Regions from separate parts of the Homo sapiens genome. Here region 2 is linked to region 1. A link is a loop called in an ENCODE intact Hi-C map of the cell type or tissue named here. Cell type or tissue: MCF 10A. All regions are shown on one strand. Each heading gives the region's core, and the rest is flanking DNA. Links, peaks and the distances in the headings are about the cores only. Region 1 overlaps LINC02653 (long intergenic non-protein coding RNA 2653). Region 2 has its middle 270 kb from the start of LINC01375.

Region 1 (2,834 bases), core at 238-2,737:
TGACTATTCCTCTACTCTCCTCTTACATGTAAATTTTATATTCAGTGAAAGGCTGATTAAAGACCCAAAAAGACCTAAAAGAATGCAAACTTTTGTCTCTTATTTACCTATGTCCTGGAAGCCCCAATTTCTAGTTGTCCCGCCTTTCCAGACCAAACCAATGTACATCTTACACATATTGATTGAGGTCTCATGTCTCTCTAAAATGTATAAAGTCAAGCTGTGCCCTGACCACCTTGGGCACATGTTCTCAGGCTCTCCTGAGGGCTGTGTCACGGGCCATTGGTCACTCATCCTTGACTCAGAGTAAATCTCTTTAAATATTTTACAGAGTTTGACTCTTTTCATCAACATAAACAAACCCATTGTGCTGCCAGTTGTAAAAAGTATAGGACACACAATTATGTACAGTACATAATACTTGATGATAACAAATGGCTATGTAAATGGTTTATGAATTTATTATACTATATTTTTATTGTTATTATAGAGTTTACTTCTTCTAGTTACAGGGAAAAAAAAAGTTAACTGTAAAACTGCTGCAAGTCGATCCTTCAAAAGGTATCATAGGAGATGGTAGCTCTATGTGCGTTATGCGTGGAAGACCTTCTGGTGGGATAAGATGTGGACATGAAAAACTATGATACTGATGATCCTGAACATGTGTAGCCCTAGGCTAATGTGTGTGTTTGTGTCTCATATTTAACAAAAAGGTTAAAAAGTTCAAAAAATAAATATATATATATATATATTTTTTGAGACAGAGTCTCACTCTGTCGCCCAGGCTGGGGTGCAGTAGCACGAACTGGGCTCACTGCAGCCTTCACTTCCCAGGTTCCAGTGATTCTCCTGCCTCACCCTCCCAGGTAGCTGGGATTACAGGCGTGTGCCACCACACCTGGCTAATTTTTGTATTTTAAGTTGAGATAAGGTTTCACCATGTTGACCAGGCTGGTCTTGAACTCCTGGCCTCAGGTGATCCTCCTGCTTGAGCCTCCCAAAATGCTGGGATTACAGGTGTGAAGCACTGTGCCCAGCCAATAAAATATTTTTAAAATAGAAAAAAGCTTAGAGAATATGAATATAAAGAAAATATTTTGTGCAGTTGCATGTGTTTGTGTTTTAACCTGTATTAGTACAAAAGAGTCAAAAAGTTTCAAAAAACTAAAAAGTTTACAAAGTAAAAAAGCTACTGTAAGCTGAGGTTAGCTTATTATTGAAGAAATTTCTTTTTATAAACATAGAGTAGCCTAAGTACACAGTGTTTATAAAGTGTACAATAGAGTACAGTCATGCCGTAGGCCTTCACATTCACTCGCCACTCACTCACTGACTCACCGAGAGCAACTTCCTCTCCTACAGGCTCCATTCATGGTAAGTACTCTATACAGATGTACCATTTTTTAATATCTTTTATACCATATTTTTACTCTACCTTTTCCATGTTTAGATACACACATACTTAACTTTTTGTTGCAATTGTCTGCAGTATTCAGAAGAGTAACATGCTGAACAGGTTTGTAGCCTAGGAGCAATAGGCTGTACCACATAACCCAGGTGTGTAGCAGGCTGTACCCTCTATAGGTTTGCGTAAGTACACTTAATGATGTTCACACAATGACAAAACCGCCTAATGATGCATTTCTCGATTGTATTCCCATCATTAAGCAACATATGACTGTACTTGCAAAAACAGATACAGGCCGCATCTGGTCTATAAACTATAGTTTGTTGACTCCTGCCATAAAGCCCCTTATCTCATATAGATAATACAGAAGAGAAACAGGATTTCAGAGAGCTGGCTTCCAGTTCTGTCACTGACCCTAATGGCTATGTTGTTTTAGACAATCTCCTTATCTCACTGCCTACTTGAACTATAAAAAGAAAAAGGTAAACACTAAGATCTCTTCCAAAGTCTAAAATCCTTAATTATTGATTACCCTAGATAATTCTCATAAAACCTCCTTTCTTAGGTTGTAGAACCTGGAAACAATTTCATCATCGCAAACCATTAAAGCTTATATTTAGCACATGGATCATTGTCATGGGATATTGGCCAATGAATATGAATAAAATTTCTTTATTAGAAAGAAGAAGTTTATGCTAAAAGGAAAAACTAGTTGGAAAAACTTTAATGGTACAGCGAATTTATTTTTGGCATTTCATATTTTATCAAGCTCCCATATTATGTTGAATGTATCAAATGTACTCAAATCCTTTCTAATTTTTTAAATATTTCATTCAAATAAGTATTTTATTAATGTGGCATCATTATTTCAAAGTTTTTACCCTACTTAATATAAAATATTATTTGGAAGAAGGAGTTAAAGTATTTAATGAAAATAAACATATAAATAGTTAGAAAATCAAATTAGCTGTCAACTATTCCATTAGAGACAGTGGTGGTTGTTATAATGCTTAAGGACAGAAAAGCTAATAAAATACATTAATTATAAATGTGTTTGAATTTTTAACACACATTTAATAAAATTTATAAAAATTAAACTTTTGGAAATTTTTCTTAAATACAAACAAAAGAAAAATATAAAATAATGAGCATTCCATCACAGAAATAGATCAAGAAATACCTGATGAATGTTAAACGTATTCTTTTATAAATGTGTACATTACATAAGGATTTGGATTTACCAAAGATAATTCCAGTTTTACAAGTTTATAAAGTCAAACTAAATTCTACTTCTTACTATGTTAACTGAAACACTTTAAAAATGTTCTATCTATCTGTAGTAGTGTCAACAATGAAAATGAAGTTAAAAATAAAAAAAAAGTTCTTTGTAGGCAGGATATAGCAGAGAAGAGTCAACAGGTGCTGA
Region 2 (2,834 bases), core at 87-2,586, 200 kb before region 1:
ATTTGGCTTTTTCCAAAACTTGAGTTTGTCTACAGTAGCATTTAGTGTCTTTTAAAATCATTAACTAAAATTAATTAAGAAAATCAATTGTGTCAGGTGTGGATTTTTTTTAATGGAATTAAACTAAATAATATTCACTCTCTTTGCAACTCCTGACACATCTTTCCTGATTATTATTATTATTTTCAAAGACTATTTTTAAAGCAGTTTTAGGTTCACAGCAAAATAGAGAATATACAGAGATTTCCCATGTAGTCTCTGCCCCCACACATGCATAACCTCCTTCATTATCAACATACCCCACCAGAGTGATACATTTGTTATTGGTGATGAACCTAAAGCAATATAATATAATCACCCAATGCCCATAATTTACATTAGAGTGCACTTTTGGTGTTACACATTCTATGGTATTGGACAAATGTGCAATGACCCATATCCATTATTAAAATATACAGAGTATTTTCACTGCCCTAAAGATCCTCTATGCTCTGCCACTTCATTCTTCCACCACCCCAACGTCTGTTTTTTTCATAAAACTTTGAGTTAATTTAGATTTGTAGTACATAGCTGTAATCTATGTAGATCAGATTACAATCTGTAGAAAGCTGGGAGACATGTTCTGTCTCACCCATCACTGATCTCATCCTTATGGAATGCGATTTTAGCCCTGGTGAAATCCAGCTGGGATCATAGAAAAACACATTTCCCTGATGCTTTCAACTCACTCTCTGTTCCTGGATAGTATTTATTTATTTCTGTTCTTTACAATCAGACGTAGTACAGAGAACAGCTAATAGGATAAACACAACGTTTCTTTTCTGCTCTATACTGATTCCAATGAAAATTGAATTCCCGATTCTCTGACAAAAAATATTTCATAGGAATTTTGACCCTGAATCTCATGTATTATATGCTTTTAAACTAAGCTATATGCATATATATTGTTCAAATTAGCAGAATCTTCAGGCATTTTCCTTTTTTCTGTTATGTCATATTCTTATAACCAGGAACCTCAGTTTAAAAAATATTTTTTAATTATCCACATTATTTTTCTTCGTTTCCTCCCCTCTCACCTCTTCATTCCTTCCCTCTCTAAACACTCCCCTCTGGCAATGCATACTTACCTGACTATACTCTTGCCTAAGAAATCCCAGAGGCTAATCTTGCAACAACCTAGGCACGGAAACCCTGTTGTGGAATCCGCCTACTTTGGGAAAGTTGTGAACAATGAGTCCACCACCAACAGGCCAAAGTCAAGATAATGCCGACCAGACTTCCTGATGGGTGATTGCCCAAGATAACCATCAGAATGAAGACACGTAGACCCTGCACCCTGCACAACTCCTCATGTCTCCCATGCCAAGTTTCCCTTTAAAAACCCTATGGTAAATTTTAAAATTTAAGACAGTACTTTAAAATGTCAAATTACCATCTTCTTGGTTTGCTGTCTCTCCAATTAAACCCACTTTTCTGCCCACCAGCCCTTGCCTGTCATGTTTGGCTTTCAAGTGGCAAACAGCCAAACCTGGGTCCAGTTACATTCTGGTAATATAAAATTGCTCTATTTGCAGAATTATTACTTCAAAAAATGCTTATTTATATTGCTCAGGAATTTGAATTAAAATATCTCTTTATTAAAGCACCATCAATAATGAATTTTCATCTGAAGGCAAGATTTCAGTGAACAGAATAATATAAATATTTAGTTTCTTTTTTGACATTTTGTTACTTTCAGTTTTATGATTTCTTTTGCATTTCAGTGCTTGACAAGTACAGCATTCTAATATACCTTTAGAATAATAAATTCAGTGACACATATCTCAAATAGTAGAGACATGATTGAAAAGTCATGGAACTAGTTGGCAGATAAGTTATTTCAAGTTTTGTTCCTGTTACGTATAAGCTATGTGATCATTGGAGGGTTACTTAAACTCTCAGATCCTCACTTATTTTGCTAAAAAAACACCAATAATAGTTATCTATGTAGAGTTATTGTTAGAATTAGGGATAATGTGTATAATGTAGTAATGAGCTTGACATATTTAGATATTGACTAAAAGGAAGCATTTACATGAAATCCTTGGACAATGCATTAGGCAACCTGTGAGAGGAGTCCCAATGATCCTTGCTTCCTAGTGTTCCTGGCCTTAGGCAATCTCTTCTTCTTTGGGGTGGCTGGAATTATTGCCTTGCTTCTAATGAATAGAATATGGAAGAGTGTGCTCCCCCTCACAGCTCTGGCGTCACTTGCCTTGGGGGAAGCCAGCTGCCATATTGTAGGGCAGTCCTATGGAGTAGCCCATGGGGTGAGTGACCAAGGCCTGTCAACAGCCATGTGAATGAGCTTGTACACAAATTAACTGACCTCAGTCATCTCATCCACATGAGACTGCAGCTCTGCCTAACATCTTGACTATAGCTCATGAAAGAGCTTGAGTCAGAAACACCCAACTAAGTGGTGCCCAGATTCCTGACTGACAGAAAATGTGAGATAATTAGTGTCTGTCATTTTAAACTGCGAAATTTTGAGGATTTGTTACATGACAATAGATGGCAAATATGTCATAAAAAGCATTGCAACTAAATTTTAGGAAAAAATCATTTGGTAAATTTTTATGTAATTCATCATAAAACTATATCTGATGTGTGTTGGTATGGGAAGAGGTGGAGCGGGGATTATGAGGCAGTTTTATGAGACAGACTTTAGGCTGTGTCTGTTTATCTGACAGTAGCCATGAGTCTCAAAAATGTGTCTATGAAACAGTAGCCTGCTTTTCTAAATGCTCCAAGAAACACGAGCATTGTGGTCGCCTATGTTTGGGAAACACTAA

The links. Peaks named below come from ENCODE experiments on the same cell type or tissue, not always from the same donor. Only the 100,000 strongest peaks of a DNase experiment are listed, where the experiment ranks them.
Region 2: a loop joins it to region 1, with 5 times the contacts of the local background. A loop is called at or near these places in 3 of 110 quality-filtered maps.

The regions. Positions count from the first base shown.
Region 1 is chr10:90,417,745-90,420,578 of GRCh38, forward strand. All of the region lies in intron 3 of LINC02653 (long intergenic non-protein coding RNA 2653), which reads right to left. Among named protein-coding and RNA genes, the nearest start is that of LINC02653, 120 kb to the right of the region's middle. In MCF 10A, for the core only: no CTCF peak of the experiment used is centred there; DNase peaks (open chromatin) are centred at 1,337 and 1,627.
Region 2 is chr10:90,221,924-90,224,757 of GRCh38, forward strand. No RefSeq gene overlaps it. Among named protein-coding and RNA genes, the nearest start is that of LINC01375, 270 kb to the left of the region's middle. In MCF 10A, for the core only: no CTCF peak of the experiment used is centred there; DNase peaks (open chromatin) are centred at 668 and 1,208.